Regions from separate parts of the Mus musculus genome. Here region 2 is linked to region 1. The links are chromatin loops, found by intact Hi-C in ENCODE. Cell type or tissue: left cerebral cortex. All regions are shown on one strand. Each heading gives the region's core, and the rest is flanking DNA. Links, peaks and the distances in the headings are about the cores only.

What was found. A loop is a pair of places that touch in the nucleus more often than their neighbours do. Peaks named below come from ENCODE experiments on the same cell type or tissue, not always from the same donor. Only the 100,000 strongest peaks of a DNase experiment are listed, where the experiment ranks them.
Region 2: it touches region 1 in a loop (6-fold over the local background); 24 of 42 quality-filtered maps call a loop at or near these places.

The regions. Positions count from the first base shown.
Region 1 is chr5:44,263,206-44,273,466 of GRCm38, reverse strand. No RefSeq gene overlaps it. Among named protein-coding and RNA genes, the nearest start is that of Gm35959, 37 kb to the right of the region's middle. In left cerebral cortex, for the core only: a CTCF peak has its summit at 4,716 (motif pointing right); a DNase peak (open chromatin) is centred at 4,753.
Region 2 is chr5:44,048,130-44,058,390 of GRCm38, reverse strand. Prom1 (prominin 1) reads left to right here. Exons shown (of 28, transcript NM_001163577.1): 5 at 2,308-2,513. Among named protein-coding and RNA genes, the nearest start is that of Prom1, 48 kb to the left of the region's middle. In left cerebral cortex, for the core only: no CTCF peak of the experiment used is centred there; a DNase peak (open chromatin) is centred at 5,679.

The DNA of each region.
Region 1 (10,261 bases), core at 1,603-9,602:
CACAATAGGGTGGACCCTCCCATACTAATTACTAATTAAGAAAATGCCTTAGAGGCTTGCCTACAATGTGAGCTTATGAAAGCATTTTTCTCATTGAGGGTCCTCCTATTGATGACTCTAGCTTGTGCCAATTTCACATAAAACTATCCAAACAAACACTGAGAATTTAATGAGTTCTGGGTATCCAAACTCACACTCTCACACTTTCCTGAGAGCCCTTTATCCACTTAGCCATTGCCCCTCACATTTTAAAATACAATTTCCCTAAGCAAGACACATCTGGTCTTTGGATCATTTTTATAATGCATCTATGGTTTAGAAATACAAAGAGCATCAGAAGAAGTTGACAAACGAACTGGACCATTGGTTTAGGAACCATTCGTTTAGGAACTATAATGAAAATACATTTAGTAGAAGTGCATACTTCCTTAACAGTGCCATCTGGCAAAGTTTGCCGGTGATTAATGAACAACCACTGTACAACATTACCAGAATGCAAACAATGTCAATCACCAGTACATCTAAGCCATAATTACCATGCAAATGATTTTAATAATGTAATAGGATGCAATATCCGGTCATTCTAGAGCAGAAAAAAACCACAATTTTAATTAGAATTAGCCCATTTTCAAGGAGTAAATAATATTAACACTATAATAAATTCAAGCTAATATGAGGTTTGGTTTTGTTTAGGGTCAAAAAGAATGGTCTGCTTCTGAAATTATGCTCGCATTATGAAACTCAAACCATACTAGCTTCAGTTATCTATAATAAAATGATTTGGATTAAAAATACCGGTAACCAGGGAGTTAGAGAGATGGCCCAGTGGTTAAGAGCACTTGACTGCTCTTCCAGAGGTCCCTGGTTGTCCTGAAACCCTCTTTGTAGACCAGGCTGTTCTTGAACTCACAGAGATCCACCTGCCTCTGCCTCCTGAGTGCTGGGCCCTTGAGTTCAATTCTTAGCAACCATATGGTGACTTGCAACCATCTGTAATGGGATCTGATGCCCTCTTCTGGTGTGTATGAAGACAGAGCACTCATTTACGTAAAAATACATGAATAAAAAAATAAATCTTCCTTAAAAAAAAAAAAGAAAGAAAGAAAATGCCGGGAACCAAATTATATAAAGATACAATTTAGGTCTTGAGAGCAGAGTCATTTTCTCTTTAAGTGCCACCTCCTTCCTCATTCTCCTCCCTTCCCCCAGCTTGAATTTCCATCACCACTTACTTCTTGGTCTGCTTTAGCCGGTGCAAGTCAATTTCCTTCTCCTTCCTTCCTTTTCCCTGCTCATACCCACCCCTCCCCTTTCTGCCACACCCGAAGGAGACTCGTGGCTCATCCAAGCCACTGCCAACTCTCTGCTATTTCACCCTTCTAGGTAGAACTTCCTGGAGCTCCTTCCACCAGAGCCGGCCTCCTCAGCCTCTGAGCAGCCTCAGGACAAACAGGCCACTCAGATTCAACCTCCCATAGGAGTTGACTGCCTCGGGAGCACAGCCTGGAATTTTTTGAAGAATCCCTGGTGTGTATGTACACACGGCTAGCCCATTTCTGTACTGACTCTCCCCATCCTTTTTAAAGCCAAGTTTTTGTGAGCTCCTTTCATCCATCCACTCAGCATCTCTCCAACCAATCCCCTGTTCTCTCCAACCAATCCCCTGTTCTCTCCAACCAATCCCCTGTTCTCTCCAACCAATCCCCTGTTCTCTGACTTCAGAACCACTCACTTCATTGGCTATCCATAGAATAGCCCGAACCCAGGCATTCCCCCTAAGGATTGGAAGCCAGCTCCAGCTTTAGCCGGAAACATGGAAACCACCCTGGCTATCTGGTGAATGGGGGCTGTTTCTGATGCGCCTCCCTTCTTAAGTTTTAAGAGTCTCCTTCTAGGATGGAAGGTTTCCGCTAGGAGGAAATTGCTACACACCAACCAGCATTCTGCGATTCCATTTCTTTAATGTTAATAGGACTTTTTAGATTTTTCTGTTCTCATAAATCCTTTCGTTCTCTATATATTTATGCAAACTTGGCAAATTACTTCCAAATTTAGGGGCATAGAATGCTTCGTGATATCTTTAGATAGTGTCTTTCATCTCTGCTGCTGGGATTCCTCTCATCCTGCTGCTGCTATTTCTCATTTGCCATTATTACTAATACTAATAACCATTGCTAGAAGCTTTCATTGGTCTTCACCAAGGCTAGCTTTAGTGTTTGTTTCCTTTTGTTTCCTCTTTAGTTGTTTCTGCCTTCTGTCACTGCCTTCTCTTATGTTAAGCTTATTCTACCATTGTTTTCCTAACCCCGTAGACAATGCCGGGTGTGTTGTTCTGGTTTGGGAGTTTTAGATGTTTTTGTATGAAGATCGTGAATTTAAAAGGACTCTGATAGCTGAAGTCTATTAGCAATTATTTTGTAGTGTTACTCAGCTTGACACTTCAGAAATTTTATTTCCGTTTCTTCTTGGGATACACACTAGTAATCAAAACTGTAAATTTCTTAAATTTTGTGAAAGTGTGGGCATTCTATTTTTTTAGCATTTCCAAATTAGTTTGCCAGACAGCTTGGTCTGTGGTGTGTCTCCTTTCAGATTGTTGGTCAGACCTGTTCTGTGGTCACTGTCTCTTCATTCTCTGAGTAAATCAGAGTTCCATTATGCTTATTTGATTGTATTATAAGTTCTAAAAATAAAGAAGAGAGTGTGTGCAGAGGGAGTAAAGGAGAAGAGGGAGGTAAGAGATAATGACCAAATAAATATGACCAAATATGTTGTATAAAATCCTCAGATAATAAAAATATCATGCTAAAAGCACATTTTCTAATTTCTCTGGAATATGCACTTCATCACAAATTTTAAAAGTTAGTTAAATTTTACCATCATTGAAGAAAATGTTTCAATGTCTCCTTGAAATTCTTTAAGTGTTTGCTTACACATTGTGTAAGATACAAGTACTAGATACCAGTACAAATCCAGAGCTATTTTAGTTTCTTATTTATTTTATATAGTGACTTCTTTCACTCCCAACATTGCTTGCATTGCTATAAAAAGCTAATATTTGACTGATATTAATAATGAATCTCTAACTGTAACAATTAAGCTGATAAGAACATTGCTGTCACGGTTATGGCTTGCAGCCTTAGTTGTAATGTGAAGGTTGAATATCCTCTGTAGGGTCTCATGTTTGGACACTTGTCCTCCAGCTGAGAACACTGAGAAAGTTCTGGAACCTTTAGGAGAAATGGGTCACTGGCGGGGAAGCCTTAAGGTCTTACAGCACAATCGTAATTCCAGTTCATATGGTGCAGATGCAGTGTGACCAGTCAGCCTCTAGCTCCTGCCACTATGTCTTCCCAGACACAGTGGAATGATCCCCAAAACAGTAAGCTAAAGTAAGACCTTCCTTCCTTCCTTCCTTCCTTCCTTCCTTCCTTCCTTCCTTCCTTCCTTCCTCCCTTCCTTAACTTTCTTTAATCATATTTTGCTGTCACAGTGTGAAAAGTTGCTAATGAAGGCTTGCATGGAAAGTCATTTGTTTCTAGAGTCCTGGTGGATGGCTAGGCTGTGGGGCCCATGAGTTGGGCATCTCCATTTATGTCAAGAGAGAAAGGGTAGATGCTGACCTATAATTTTAATCTTGTCTTTCCTTGCCTGAGCACCCTGGCCAAAGACATCGCCTGATCTCCCTGACAAGGCTATGTTGATGGACATGTCTTCATAGCTATGGACCACGCTAGGTGCTCCTGAGAGATCACATCCACTGCATCTTTGTCTTGGTGAATTGCATTTCTTTCCCATCCCAGTTCATCCTTCTCAAGCTCTCCCAACCAGGATAAGGACATAGCCTAGTGCCTGGAGCCTCTACAGCCACGCAGCTTAATCTCAGCTCAGAAACAGAGAACACCACAAGGCCTGGCTAGGTGTGTGTGTGTGTGTGTGTGTGTGTGTGTGTGTGTGTGTGTGTGTGGTGTGTGTGTGTGTGTATGTGTGTGTAGTGTGTAGGTGTGGTGTGTGTGTGTGTGTAGTGTGTGTATGTGTGTGTGGTGTGTGTGTGTATATGTGTGTGTAGTGTGTAGGTGTGTGGTGTGTGTGTGTGTGTGTATGTGTGTGTAGTATGTAGGTGTGTGGTGTGTGTGTGTGTGTGTGTGTGTGTGTGTGTGTTCTATGATGTGAAGAAAGTATATCTTTTTTAATTCTCAGGTCATGCCTAGATGAGTAAATCCAGGAATCCATGACCTGCTTGTGACTCTCCTTTTCATGAGTGGAAATTTCAAACCCTAAAGACATTGCTGAGAAATTAAATAGACCTCCACAATTAGGCAGACAGAGATGGAGGGATGTGGGGGCCAGGGATGACATAAGTGGCAGTAAATACTGGAGAGGGGGAGAAGTATAAATGATGGCTGTTTTTCCAGAAAACATCCCCTGTTTTTCTAAATGTCCGCCTCTTCTGAGAATGAAAAGAATGATAACAAGTTTCACAGCAGAGCAAGCTATATATAAGGAGGCAATATCTTCAAAACTTAACATGTACCCAAATTTTCTAAAAATCTAAAAACAGAGCTTTCTATATGCTAATAGCACTTTTAAAAAACCCATATACTATAGGCTTTATATCTTCTGTTGCCCAGAAAAATCTTAAATATATCTGTGTTTTTACCCTAAACTATTACTTTATTTGAAGGACTCATAGATTTTAGTAAAATTCAGACACAACTCTCACTAGATGGCAGCACGTAACAGCATATAAGGAGACAGGCCATCTCTGCTGTCAGAAGCTCCAAGAGCAACTGTGAAAACCCAACAATGAAAGGAGATTCGATGGATCACAGGGCTCCCAATGGAGGAGCTAGAGAAAGTAGCCAAGGAGCTAAAGGGATCTGCAACCCTATAGGTGGATCAACATTATGAACTAACCAGTACCCCGGAGCTCTTGACTCTAGCTGCATATGTATCAAAAGATGGCCTAGTCGGCCATCACTGGAAAGAGAGGCCCATTGGACATGCAAACTTTATATGCCCCAGTACAGGGGAATGCCAGGGCCAAAAAGTGGGAATGGGTGGGTTGGGGCGTGAGTAGGAGGGTATGGGGGACTGTACTGGCTAGTTTTGTGTCAACTTGACACAGCTGGAGATATCACAGAGAAAGGAGCTTCAGTTGAGGAAATGCCTCCATGAGATCCAACTGTAAGGCATTTTCTCAATTAGTGATCAAGGGGGAAAGGCCCCTTGTGGGTGGTGCCATCTCTGGGCTGGTAGTCTTGGATTCTATAAGAGAGCAGGCTGAGCAAGCCAGGGGAGGCAAGCCAGTAAAGAACATCCCTCCATGGCCTCTGCATCAGTTCCTGCTTCCTGACCTGTTTGAGTTCCAGTCCTGACTTCCTTTGGTGATGAACAGCAGCATGGAAGTGTAAGCCGAATAAACCCTTTCCTCCCCAACTTGTTTCTTGGTCATGATGTTTGTGCAGGAATAGAAACCCTGACTAAGACAGGGACTTTTGGGATAGCATTGGAAATGTAAATGAGGAAAATACCTAATAAAAAGTATTTTTAAAAAATTTTTTAAAAAAGAAAATGTGTCATTATCAAAATTCAGTAAGCAATTCACAAATACTTTTATTGAAACACATGTTTTTTTAAAATAACACAAGTTGAAGAAAAAGCGCTGCTATAAACATGATCTAAACCCCAAGCAGAGCATTCCATCTGCTCCTGAGAACTAGGAACCCCACAGTTCTGTGGGGCATTTATAATTTTACTTTAGTCCCAAGGGTTAATTCTTCATACTTAGCAATATTTAAAAAAAAACTTTTATTCACTTAAGGCATTTGTGTGAATTCTAAATTTACTATGGAAATTAAAAGTTCTATTCTTGTGATCCACTCAAATTTTCTTTCAAAACCTCTTTCCCAGCCAGATGGTAGCAACTATCTCCTTTTCACACACTATATAACATCATGTTGACTTTCTGAGTGGAAACCGCCACAAATGGAATGACATTCTGACATGTTTGTCTGTCTTGTTTTGTTCAGTATCATGTTTGTGAAGTTGTCTTTTGTTGAGGAACACTGCTGTGGGTCATTTGTTTTTTAAACATTTCATGGATGGTATTCTAGTCTCTGAATATAACAACATTCATAAATTTTGATTGATGGGCACATGCATTTTTTATTTGTGGTTATTAAAGACAGACCCATAGTGAACACCAAGGAATGAAGTGCTTAATGGGGCCATGACAAGCATCCATGTATAGGACTTTAGATGAATGCAGGTACATAATTCCATAGTAATTGCTCAAGTACAAGGCAATGCATTCGTTGAACTTCATCAACTACAGCCAGCATTATCCAAAGTGGTTGTTTCACTTTGTACTTTTATCCTCAGGATATGGTGATATATATATGCATGTATATAATTTCTATTTATCTTAGCCAGTGCTTGTCATTGCATATTTTTTGAGGTCAAGAAACTCCTTATATTTTATTGGTCATTTGAGATGTCATTTATAATACAGGAATGTCTTTGCAGCCATGACTTGTATACCCATTGTTCTTATTATGTCTTAGTTGATACTTGTTCTTTATCTTATTGTGTATTTTTACTAAACTGTAATGACTAGTAATAACTTTGGAAGAAATCATTGACAGCCTCAAGATCAAAATTTCTAAGCTGTAATGGCGAATAATAAGATTGAAAGAAACTATTGCCAACCTTAAGATCAAGAGAATTTTTCCTTCCTTTAATCAGAAAGACTGTTAGTATGTTATGAAGCATGGTAAGGGGTCAATATTTTTTTACAATGTAGATACTAAATTTATCTAACACAATTTGTTTAAAAGGCAAGATTTCTTCATAGTCTAGAGTTTTTTCCTTTGTCATATTCAAATATCTATGCATGCATCATCTTCTCTTAGATTTTGCCTAGCTCTCACTTACATCTCATTGTGTCAGTACCCTGTTTTAATAAATACAGATTTTAAAAGCTTAAAAAGAAAAAAAAAAGGAGATTCGGATCTTCTTTGGCTTCTCTCTAAAAGAAACCTAGTCTTGAGGGGAGGGAGATCTGAGATAAAGTCTCATGTATCCCAGTTGGCCTTGAGTTCCTCTTTTTAACTTATTTCTTTGTATTTCTGTGTATTGGTGTTATGCCTGCATGTCTGTCTGTCTGTGTTAGGGTGCTGTATCCCCTAGAACTGGAATTGCAAGTAGCTATGATCTGCCATGTGGGTGCTGGGAATTGAACCCAGGTTCTCTGGAAGTAGAGCCAATGCTCTTAACCACTGAGCCACCTCTCCAGCCCCAGCCTTCAATTATTTCTGTAGGCAAGGATGATCTTGAGTTCCTGATCCTCCAGCCTTCATTTCCCAAGTGCTGGGATTACAGATCTATTCCATTATTTCCATGTGTAAAACCAAGATTTGGGCTATAAGGGAATCTTACCCAGGTAGCTAAGAAATTTAAGGTCATGGGTAGCAAATTGGCACTCTACATTAAGGGAATGGATCTATTTTATTTTGCTGGAAGATGTATGTTTAATTTTTTTTTAAAAATTGTCCATGCTTAAATTAAAACTGTTTCATTCAAAAACCAATTAAAGAGGTAAAAAACCAAATTAAAAAGAATGCCATTCACCCACTGCATAAAGGAATGCTGTGAAGATGTCAGCTCTATCTAATCAGAATCCCAGCAGGAGTTTTGTAAAGATTCACAAAACACAAGAGAGTCAACAGACAGAACATGTAAAGATTCATAAAACACAAGAGAGTCAACAGACAGAACATGTAAAGATTCACAAAACACAAGAGAGTCAACAGATAGAACATGTAAAGATTCACAAAATATCCAAAAATTACAAAATTACAAAAAAAATGAAAAAATAAACCAACCAATGTTGTATAAGTTTTTTGGTATTTAGTATTTGTCACTAATGGCTATAATTATTTATTTATCATTTGATTTTTAAACATACTTCAAAGCTACCTGCAACCAAGACAGTGTGACATGGCTACAAAGACAAATGCATCAAGGTAGGAGAGTAGGGAGTTTAGACAAAGATAAAAACATATATGGCCCAAAACCTAAGATACCCAAGATATAAGATACAATTTCCTAAACACATGAAACTCAAGAAAAATGAAGACTGAAGTGTGAACACTATGCCCCTCCTTAGAAGTGGGATCAAAACACCCTTGGAAGGAGTTACAGAGACAAAGTTTGGAGCTGAGATAAAAGGATGGACCATGTAGACACTAGCATATCCGGGGATCCATCCCATAATCAGCTTCCAAATGCTGACACCATTGCATACACTAGCAAGATTATGCTGAAAGGACCCTGATATAGCTGTCTCTTGTCAGAGTATGCCTGGGCCTAGCAAACATAGAAGTGGATGCTCACAGTCGGCTATTGGATGGATCACATGGCCCCCAATGAAGGAGCTAGAGAAAGTACCAAAGAAGCTAAAGGGATCTGCAACCCTATAGGTGGAACAACATTATGAACTAACCAGTACCCCGGAGCTCTTGACTCTAGCTGCATATGCATCAAAAGATGGCCTAGTCGGCCATCACTGGAAAGAGAGGCCCATTGGACACGCAAACTTTATATGCCCCAGTACTGGGGAACGCCAGGGCCATAAAAGGGGAGTGGGTGGGTAGGGGAGAGGGGGTGGGTGGCTATGGGGGACTTTTGGTATAGCATTGCAAATGTAAATGAGCGAAATACCTAATAAAAAATGGAAAAAAAAAAGAATTTAAACACCTCAGAATAAAGAAAAATTTACATGTCTAAAAAAAAAAAAACATATATGGCTTATTAACTTGGTGGAAAAAAAATGACAAGATTTTCGAGATAGCCATTTTAGTGAATGAATTTGGCAACAGAAGTACCTGTGCCCAGAAAACTTTAACTGCATTTTTAGTTCCTATCATACAATAAAAGTAGTCATACTTTATGAGACTCAAAGACAAGACTAACTATAAAACATCAACAGTTTTTAAGCTTTCTATTTTAAAAGGCCTATGAATGTTTTTTTTCTTTTCCTGAGAAAGCATTAACATGGTTCTTATAGCCCTGAAGCTTGTCAAAGATTTCTTAGATTAGAACACAAAAAAGACACACTGTGAAACAAAAATGGACTAGTCGGATTTTCATCAAAATGTAATACTTGCTCTTTAAAGCAGAGTTTGAATCCCCAGCACCACATAAGCCCTGGATGGGTGAGACAACTGTATAATTCCATAGCCAGGGAGGCAGGGACTGGATCCCACCAGCAAGCTGGCTGACTAAACTAACCAAATGGGTGAGTTCTGGTTTCAAGTGAGAGACTTTTCCTTAATATAGAGGATGGAGAAGACACCCAGCATCACCTTTGGCTTATATATGCATGTGTACACACAACCACGCACACACCTACGAGACCCTAAATATGTGAACATACATGCACACGTGTAGGTACGCCATACACCTGCACATACACACCAAAAACAGACTACAAACTTGAAAAGAATCTCAACATACATAGCCGGCATAGTATTTTTCTTCAAAACACAAGAAGGACTCTATACCTCAACAACAAGATAGTAAGTACACATTTAAAATGTGGCCAAAGATTTAAATACTTCACAATAAAGATACATGAACAGGCAATTAACTCACCAAATGTCAATTATAACCAAAATAAAGCATAACTCTACATCTAATAGAATGGATAAAATTAAATAGGCTTGCAATAATGCATATTGGTGAAGCCACGAAGCAATATTGCTATGAAAAGCAGCTCAGCATTTTCTCATAAATTTACACTCCATCTCTCTGTTCAGCAAAGAAGTATAGATACAATAAAAGGAATTTAAAATAAGTTTACATGCCTGAAAATGTATAGCAATTTTATACACAATAATCAACTATTGGAAACAACCCACTGTGTTGTTAGGTAAGCAGGTTGTGGCTTACAGTTTTCTTGCAATGGGTATACATACATAAATGTACAGGGTAAATAAGGTGTAATGTCCTTAGTGTTCTCTTGGTTGTTTCCTTTGTTGTTCGAATTGGCTGGTACAAGGACTACCATTGGGGAACAAATTTCTGCTGTGTGGAACACAATGGATGGATCTCAAAAACACTACATTGAGGGAAAGAAGCCAGGAATGAAATCTCAGGTACCACGTGAAAACATTCAAATAAACAGCATGTGCCTTCCCAGCAGAACATCAGTATTAATCTACACCAGGAGGAAGTAGAGCTATACATTCCTGAGATT
Region 2 (10,261 bases), core at 758-8,757, 210 kb after region 1:
ACCTAATTGATAAAATTGGGAAGGTTGTATAGAACTTATAAACTCTTGTTGTTGTTGAAGCTAAAACTGATGCACTATAAACATTTTAATACATCTTCTTTTCTGGATTTGAGTTTATTGCTTCCTGTGGTTCTGAAAATATTTAAAACTCCTTTAAATTATTAAATAATTTTGTTTGCTGAGAAATGGGAGCAAATCTGTAAGTATGTGAGAATTTAGAGTGTATGGGTTGGTTTCTTAGTTGGCCAATGATATTACTTCTCAAGGAAGTGCTAAAGAGTCAGTAAATAGCAGGTGTTCATGGATAGGAGAAAGAGGCTACACACACACACACACACACACACACACACACACACACTGATGAACTTAGCCTTTTTTTTAGCATTTTAACTTTAATATTGAAATGAAGAGTATCCAAGTGTCAGCTGCACCCTGATTCATACATGAGCAATTGTCTATAGCTAATTGCTATCAATTGATCATTGACTCTAAGCAGTTGCTTTTGCTTTGAACAGTTCATCCCTGATGCCATGACAGCTCATCCCTGATGCCTATGAAGCTCATCATATTAATGGCTATTTTCCTAGTGGGAACTAGGCTCTCCTAGAAGGATGTAGCTGATTTCAGTTTTAGTGTTCTCTGCCAAGGCATCATCACCTCTAGCAGGGTTGTCCACCCAGTAGGGCTGCTGTCTGTACATCAGGCCATTTAAACCAAGAGACAGGTACCTTGCAAGGCAGGCAGCTGAGGAGAGCCAGCTAGCTGGGAGGATGGCAGGATTGCCACCAAGTTCATTCTGGTGGACATTCAGGAGTGATGACAGAGATAATAGGGTAGGGGATCACACACTGGTGGGTGGCTGCTAATGATGACAGGTGGCCAGAGGGCACACACACAATCACATCCCTGTGTCAGGAGATGCTTTTTAGCTCTGCAGATTTCAGGGACAGAATTCACTCTTTTCTTCAGCTGATTTTGTCACTGCCATATTCCACTGTAGACAGGCTCCAGGGAGTGGAGGCCTTGAGTACTTTTTTTGATTGCCTCACTCATAGTAATGAGAAAAAAAAAACCAGACATCATTCAACTATGAAAAGATAAAGTGAGTTGGCTAAACAGGAAATTGGATGTGAGGTCAGGTCTCAGTGCACACCTAAAGGAGCAAGGCTCATATCTTGTCCGACCCTTCATTTTAGCACCTACCTCCTACACTGCTATCTTGTTTGTTCACGAATCATCAAATGCCATCCTGTGAGTTTTCTGCCATTCTAGTTGGTAGAGTACTTGCTTAGCTTTCACGAATTTCTGAGTTCCATCCTCAGTACCACATAAGCTAGGCATGGAGACACACATCCCGTGATTGAAGCATCCAAGAGGTGGAGGCAAGGGGATCATTTTTTACTACTGAGACCAGCCTGGGATTCAGGGAAGTTTGTCTCAAAAACAAAAGAAAGCATCAGGGAGTGAGCATCCAAACAAGAGAAATGCAAGTCACTCTGTGCACAGACTGGAATGAAAGGTTATTTCATCCTCCAGGGCATTGATTGATCCAGGACCAAGCTAGCAGGGAGAGTGAAAAGAGTTAAGGTCTATCTAATGATTGTATGTGGGAGTTGGGCTGGATCCTGGGAGCTCAGGACCAGTGTGGACACCGGCTGCCAATGCCAAGCCCCCGTAGTCACCAGGTCTGCCTCTTGGACGGCAGAGAAAGCTTCACTTGCCTGGTGATTGCCTAGGTGCTCCCTCTTTAAGCATTCGTTATCTCTCCTTCTCACAATGACCTGATGAGAGCCATACTGTTATTCCCAGTGTCTGTGTGGAAAAGGTAAAGGCCTTGTGCTTGAGTCACTCAGAATGTCTATACTTTGTTCAACATTGAGATACTTTTAGAAACATGGAGTTTGTCACTAATCAATCCCATCCAACATGGTTCAAATCTTTCCTAATCTCTACTTGTTCTGTTCTGTCTCCCTGGTGTAAAGCACCCTGTGTATGTACGACTCTCTATGCAGAGCTTTTTTTTTTTTTTTTAAGCCATCTGGAAAACAAAATGCCCTTGGAATTGAAAGTAAACCATTTCCCACTTGACCTTGCTCTTAGGGTAACTTCCAGGTAATTGAAAGGAATATGAAACTCTTGGCCAGCATTCTGGTAATTCAGGACTCTACTTTCTTCAACAGAGAGTTTCTAAATGGAAAAGTCCTTAACTGAGTGCATACTGGGGTCCTCACAATAGCTACCACCTGTGGAATCTTCTTCCTGTTTTGTGTGACGTGACATATGCTGTGCTTTTCCTTTGCGTTGCAGATTGCCCTCTATGAGATCGGAGTCCTTATCTGCGCCATCCTGGGACTGCTGTTCATTATCCTCATGCCTCTGGTGGGCTGCTTCTTTTGTATGTGCCGTTGCTGCAACAAATGCGGCGGAGAGATGCACCAGCGGCAGAAGCAGAATGCGCCATGCAGGAGGAAGTGCTTGGGCCTCTCCCTCCTGGTGATTTGTCTGCTCATGAGGCAAGTCAAGTCTCCAACCGCAGGCAGCTGCCATTAGGGTGTTGCAGGGAGATTGGGGGATGTCTGCTTTTATCCATGAGTTTGTTTTATTTCTTCCTCCTCCTCCTCTCCTTTCTTCTTTTGTCTTTCTTCTTTTTTCCTCCCTCCTCCTGCATCTTTCTTCTTCTTTCATTTTTCTTCTGTCCAGAGTTCACAATGTAGACTTGGCTATCCTGGAACTCACTATATACATACACACACACACACACACACACACACACACACACACACACACATATATATATATACACACACACACACCAGTCTGGTCTTGAACTCGCAGAGATCCAGCTGTATCTGCCTCCCAAAGTGTTGGAATTAAAGGCATGTATCACTACACCCAGCCTCTTTTTTTTTGGAGACAGTATCCCACTATAGAGTATCGGTTGACCTTGAACTTAGTAAGGACTGCAAAAGTCCTGGCTGGACCTGAACATCTAATAGTGTGCCATCTAATAGTGTGCCTATTTTGATTTCCAAGTCCTGGGATAAGAGGCATGCCCCAGCACACCCAGCTAAAGTGAAACAAAACAGAAAGGGACAGTGGAAGTGACTCACAAGGGTGCCACTGTCAACTAAATAATAGCATAGTCTGGAAGTTGTCCTGTCTTACTCCCTGAGAGGTCCTTTTGGCAGTTTTTCCTCTTGTAGATGTCCTGATAAGTTGTGTGTATGTGTGTGTGTGTGTGTGTGTGTGTGTGTGTGCGCGCGTGCATGCGCCCCCCCCCCCCCCCCAGGAACACAGGAATGTGTGAATTCAGGTATGCATATGCCATGGCTTCTATGAGGTCACAGGACAACCTTGGCAGTAACTCCTCATCTTCCCCGTTTCTTAAGGCAAGGCCTCTTTGGGTTTTTTTTTCCCTGAGAGAACTCTAGGTTAGCTGCTTCAAGCTTCCAGGGATTCTCTTGTCCTCTCCTCCCATGCCCAGTAGGCATGCTGAGGTTACAGATGTTTGCCACAAAGGTCCTAGGATTTGAGTTCAAGTCTTTCCGCTTATGTGGCAAGCCCTTTTACCCACTGAGCCAGGTCTCCATCCCCAGGCAAACTTAATGGCTGAAAGCGTTTACCTCCTTCCTCTGACACCTCTGTGGAGGCTCACAGCTTGAGCAGAAGCAGGAAGGAGAGCCTCTGTTCGCTAGTTGAATCCATGACCTCTGTGAATTTGTAAAGATTGTTGAACATAAAGAACTTCCTAGTCATTTTGATACCTGCTCTTCTTGAGTGTGCCATTTGCCCCGGCTTGTGAAGTCTAGAGAATTCCTTCATAAGCCAAGGATATTCATGTGTAATTCCCGCTGTTGATAAAAGTTTCCAGCTGATGGCAGATCAGAAACATGCATGCCTGTAAGACGGTGCTGTTTTGTAGGAGCTACATCTATTTCCCAGCTGAAGACTGTCCCCCAAGAGCCCCCCTTATTGTGACACAGCTCTCCTATGCTTATGCCTTTTTAGATTTTTTTATAATTATTTTAATTTATTGTGTGTGTGGCAAATGTGCTTGCTCCCAAGGGTTGGGTAGGATACATAGATACATACAGAGTGCATACATAGTGAGGTCAGGGGGCAACTCCTGAAAGGGTCTCTTCTCTAACTTCATCATGCCTGATCTGGGGATTGAACTCTGATCATTAAGCTTGGCAGTAAGTCCCTTTACCCACTGAGCCATCTTGCCTGACCTCAGTGAGCATTTCCTACACTAAAAGAAATGAAGTGTCATGTGCACAGTGCTGAACCTGATGGCTACAGTCACGACAAGGCTCAGCGGTGAGCCCTCTACTCTGCTTTCTGAAACCACCACACTGGCTCAGCAGCTGCAAGATGGTTTAAGTCTAACCATACTAATTGGGACTTTAAGCACAAAGCAAAGTTAAGTCCTACAATTGAAGTTCTGGGTCCAAACCCAGAGGAAGTGCTTAAGTGGGGGGTCATTATTAAAGGCTTGACCAGGACGCATGGCTTATAGATATACCTACCAAAGATTCCACCGATCTAGAGCTACCTCCAAGAAAGATGACAAGAAAAAGAAATGTGCAGATCTGATAAAGCAATAAAGGGAGCACACTTTGTTCATTTGTTTGCCTTTGAGACAGTGTTTCTCTACATAGCCTGGCTATTCTGCAACTCACTCTGTAGAACAGGCTGGTCTCAAACTCACAGAAATCCACCTGCCTCTGCCTCCAAAGTGCTGGGATCAAAGGCATGTGCCACCACACTTGGAAAAACACCTTTTAATATTTGACCAAAAAAAAAAATTATGTGCAGTGACTGACGAAGCCAATGGCTGTCCCTGGTAAAGAAAGTGAAGGTCTCTGGGGAGCTGGACGGTGCTCAGCTGCTTGACCCCTGAGTTACTAGTGCAGGCCTGGGTTACCTATTGTATTGATATAAACGTGACCAACAAAGACTCCCCATCACCAACAAAAGCAATTCAGTGCCTCTTGTCCCAGAGAAGTGACAGCTGGATCAAAGACAGGGCTTACCTGAAAATAATAGAAGTATAAACATTAACCAAGTATTAGTTAGTATTAACCAAGTATTAGTTAGTATGTGCACACACAGGACCCGGATTCGTGTGCCCTTAACTTCCTGCACTTCTGCTTATTCGTTCCTTTCTCACTTGAACTCAAAGTGTGGACATATGTTCTCCATCTCTGACCTTTCTGCTCTGTCTGTCGCAAACAATTCAAATCTCTTCTTTCCCTGGTAATTCCTGAAGTGTCTGTCTCTCTCCCTACTTCCCTTTGAAGCCTTCTCAGGAATGACTAGACTCAGCAGGGCAGTATGGGAAGGGGGAGGGCAAGTTAGCAAAGGAATGCGAGTTATAGCCTAAAGACCCTTCAGACTCTACAGGGGTTCCCTAGTGTTTCCAGGAAGCTGGAGATGCGGGTTTCCTTCGCCCACAGATTTGACTTGTATGTTTTTCATCTACATACCCTAGACTTTAAGAACTAGGCTCAAATCAGGAGGTTAGGAGGTCACGCTGCCTTTGAGCTTTCCCTAAAGGCAGCTCTAGAATGTGAGAGAGAACCTTGGGACCTGGCCACATGGTTCTGCCTTCTGTCTGTCTGCAGAGGATTGCATTCCCACTCCTTTGGCTGGGTCAGCAGATGTAACTTCCTCAGAAAGAAAAAAAAAAAAAAAGAACTTGTCTTCACACTTGTCAACAACTACATTTGTCAGTGTCCCAAAGGCTATGTAAGAGAAAAGAAGGCTGAGAAGACAGCTTAGTGTTTTAGAGGGCTTGCTGCTCTTGCAGGGGACACAAGTGCAGTCCAAGCACTCCCTGGGCAGCTCCCAACCACTTGTAACTCTAGCCCCAGGGACCCAACACTCTTTCCCGGACTCTGTGAGCACTGGACTCAATTGCATGCACCCATACACAGACACACAACCATGCACGCAAATAAAGGTAAAGATGAATCTAGAAAGAAAAGAATAGCCTAAACCCATCCATGCCTTGAGTTTTGGGAAGTTTCTGGAGAGCATCGGAAGTCAGCTTTGGTAACAATTACCCTGGAGAACTAAAGCTTCTACATTTATCTAAGCATAGGATGTGCGGACCACCCCCTGGTTTGGAGGGCAGAGCATCTCAAGAAAACAGATCAGAATGTATCCCGCCAGAGTATCTTGAGTCTTTGTTAATGGGAACAAGAGATCTGGCTGTTTAAAATTTCAATAAGTAACTTTTAAGAAGGAAGAGCTCCGTGACTGCTCGCTAAAAGCATCTGTTTGGCTTTTCACTGGCCAATTTCATGAAGGCTGTAGACGGGGAAAAAATTGCTTCATTTTCTAAAGATTTGGCCTATAAAGCTCTTTTTTTTATTTAAAAAAATTTTTTTTAATTTTTGACATAATCTTACTTCTCACCTTTCTTCCCTCTAAACCCTCTCATTTACCCCTTCTTTCTCTCTTTCAAATTCATACCTTTTTTTTCATTACTTGTTGTTACATGCATATATGTGTTTGTATATACATATATTTTCTTTTATAAATTTATTTATATATTATTATTAATCATTCCATTTGTTTACATCTCAAATGATATCCCACTTCCACCACCACCCCATCCCACATCTGCCCTCCCCCTCCCTCTTTAAAAGCTCTTAAGTCTATATTTGTAAGTGTGTGAGATTATTTTCCACAGTATACAAACAATTCATAATGCCATTTATCCTAGGAATAAAAGTTCCTGTCTTCTGCGCAGAATCTGAAGACATTTTACTCTACCTCACCAAAGCACCTATTTGGTAGTTTAAGGAGAGTTACATCTGGTTCCACTGACGGGGCATGCATTGATGTTTTATGGCTTGTTTGCCTTGGGTCATTCTTTTCTCAGTGTCTTCATGCCCTAGGCATTGACTGGTATCTGTTACAATGAAGAAAAAATAATTTATGTGGCTCTAATATTTGCTTTAAAGTACAATGAATAACAGCGAGTGTCTAGCTCGATGGCAAATAGAGGCATTCATTCTCTATTTAGTTTAAATGAAAGGTTTAAGTTAGAGCTCATAACTAGAAACTAGCATTGGTCAACACAGTAAAGTCTTTATCAGTTGCTAGTATTTGCTCATTGGGAGGTTTATGTAAGAACTCAGTTTACAGGTGTTTGCTGGGAAGTTCCTTTGCGGCGTTACTTTGGAGAACTACAGAGAAAATGTTCTGCCAGCCACCTGCCATCTTCCAGGTCTCAGGCCACCCTGTTTCCTCTCTTTCTTTCTGACCATGAGGGCTTTTGAACTTGTTATTTTAAACATTGTTGTTGTTGTTGTTCTCACCGTTGGGTGTTTTATATTCATGTGTCTGCATTTTGTGCATGCCTGATGCCTGCAAAGGCCATATCCTCAGGAACTGGAATCACAGAGTGACCATGTGGGTGTTGGGATTTGAACCTGGGTCCTCTGGAAAGGCATCCTTGCTAACTGCCAAGCAGTCTTCCCAGCCCTTGGAGTTGTCATTTTTTTAACCCAAACATAAACATTTACACTGGAAATTTGCTTGGAAAGTTGTTGAGATCATTTGCAGAACTCTGTTTAGCACAGACTTTGTTGTTGTTGTTGTTGTTGTTGTTGTTAAAGTTATTGATAGCATGATTTTGATCGTCTCTAGCCGGGCTTTCTAGAACTGCGTTCTTGACAGTTGAAAGGTTTGGAAAGGATATTTTCTGAAAGGTTGTACGGCAGTTCGTTGATCTGAGTGACTTTCTTGTGAGTAAAGTCATATAGAATAAAGGACAAGGGCAGTTTCTGACATCTACGCTGAGCACACAGCAAGTGTCAGCAGATCAAGTTTAGAACAAACCTTCAAGCGTTCAGGAATGAGGACAGGCCACATAAGGCAAAGTTGACGGGGAGGAGGTTACGACCTCCTTTTAGGGGCATTGAACTTAGGTATAACTAAGAGTAAACCTCGGCAGGCATTGCGACACACGACATCACAGATTCCTGTGGCGGAGCTCCTTTCATGGGGATGGACAGGAAAAGGTCAATAGGAAGTGGTGAACTTCCTGGTCCACTTTGACTTATTCCATGACCAAATGGGTCTGTTGCTTGGTAGAAGGAATGACTGAGATCATTTGTAGCATGCAGGGAGAGAAAGTCTGATTCCCCAGGGTGGATACCAGCTCTACTTAGGGGTGATTCTAACTTGTCACAACCCAAATATTTGAACCTGGCTTAGTTAAATAAAGACCCTGGTATATTACCAGGTTTCAGTTCTTGTTTGTGTGTGTGTGTGTGTGTGTGTGCATGTGTGCCTTGCACATAACTCTAAAATCATCGAGTCACTAACCTAGCTTAGGATTAGGGTGTCTTGCTCACCAGTAATGAATATAACTGAGGTACACTGTCTGCTTCATAAGTGTAGGACAGAGAGTAGTGGGTCATATGGCAGTTCAAAGGGTACAGGACGTTTTGTCTTCATTTTCTGAGGTTGCACTAAGATGGGACTCAAGCTTTAGAATAAACAAGTTCCCAGGGAATTTGTGGACATCCCCCAAGCCCTTCTCCTTTGCAATATGAGCAGTGTTTATACATCCTAGGGTGGATTCCAGCTGGTTTATAATATCAGCTCCAAGCTGCCCTGGCTCCAAGCTGGCTGAAGCTCAGATAGAAAGAAAGGTCTTCACGGAGTTAGTGGGGCTGGGGGCTGGGGGGTGAAGTGGGGGGATGGGGAGTGGGGAGGTGGTGGGAGGCGGAGTGGGGATGAGGAACCAGGTCCAAGTCACATGTTCTGGCTCTCCTAATTCCACCATAGCTCACTAGGCTGAGTTAAGTACTGTTCAATGTCATGTGCCACATAGGCATGTTAGTGTCACTGGCAGCCCGAGAGGAACTGTGTATTATTGTCACAGGAAGACAAGTTTTAAGAACGAGAAACCACATACGAACTAAGCACTCCTCCAGATGCAACAGTACTTTTTATTTGTTTAGAATTTTTTTTTTTTTTACTATGTGTCTGTGTCTGTGGCTATGTGTGATTATTTGTTTATATGTGTGTATCTGTGATTATGTGTCCATGTGTGTATGTGTCTGGGGGGGAGGGGGGGATATGAGCACTGGAATGTGGATGCCCTTGAAAGCCAGAGGCATTGGCTGCCCCAAAGCTGGCAATACAGTTGGTTGTAAGCAGCCCCTCAGGTGCTATGAACTAAACTTGGGTTCTCTGGAAGAACAGTTGTGAAAACTTTCTTCCTGTTGAGCCATCTCTCCAGCCCCATGGAGCAGTACTCTTAAACAGAGTGAATATATGTCCTGGGACTTGGATTTTGTTGTTGTTGTTGTTCATTTGTTTGTTTGTTTGGGTTTTTTTGTTGTTGTTTTGTTTTTGGTGACATGGGATTTTTTCAATGCAAAAAGGCAGGATGCCTGTTATCCCACTGGTACGGAGATTGCTTGGTAACTTGATAGGCTGTTCCATGTTGTTTCCCCAGGATTTATTTGGTACTTGCTAACCTGTTCTTAAAGCATATGCACATTGTACACTGGATACAAAAATAACAGTTTTGGTCTTTTCTGTCTGTGGGTAAAACGGGTTGTGCTATTTATTAATTCCTTGCTGCCCTCTAGTGGTCAGATTGAAAAGTAGTTTGGGTTTTAGCTCCCCTGCCTTGAGGGGTTTGTTTTAATTTTGAGACAAGGTCTCTTTGTGCAGCTCAGGTTAGTCCGGAGCTCTGAGGTCTTCTCACTTTGCTCTTCCAAGTGTCGGGATAATGGGTGTGTGCTACCATGCCTGGCTGAGCCTTTACTCCTGCAGCCGATAAAATTCTAAGGTTCAGAGGCCCTCAACAAATGAACCAATTTGTATAACTCAAACCAAGAGATTGATAGTGGCTAATGAGCACAAGCGCTTTTAGTACCCTTAAATTCAGTCTTTTGAGATAAGTGAGGAAGAAGGTTTTAATTTCCACATAGGCTAGTCTTTCCTGCAAGGTGACTATGTGAAGGCGTTTGGAATCCCTTATGATGTGTATTTTATGTAGAGAAAAGTATTTTCTTCATAAGTACATATTCAAGAATTTCCCTGAGGAAAATACAACCCTCAGCAAGAGAACCAGGACATTTCTAGCACCACCGTTTGGGTGGATTTTGTACTTCATATGTGTGGTGTGTTCACTTCAAGTTGTCATCTTGACATAGCCTGGTGTCATGTGGGAGGAAATCGCTGTGGGTGTATTTTACCCCAGCAAAAGGGAAATGACATTAAGTCT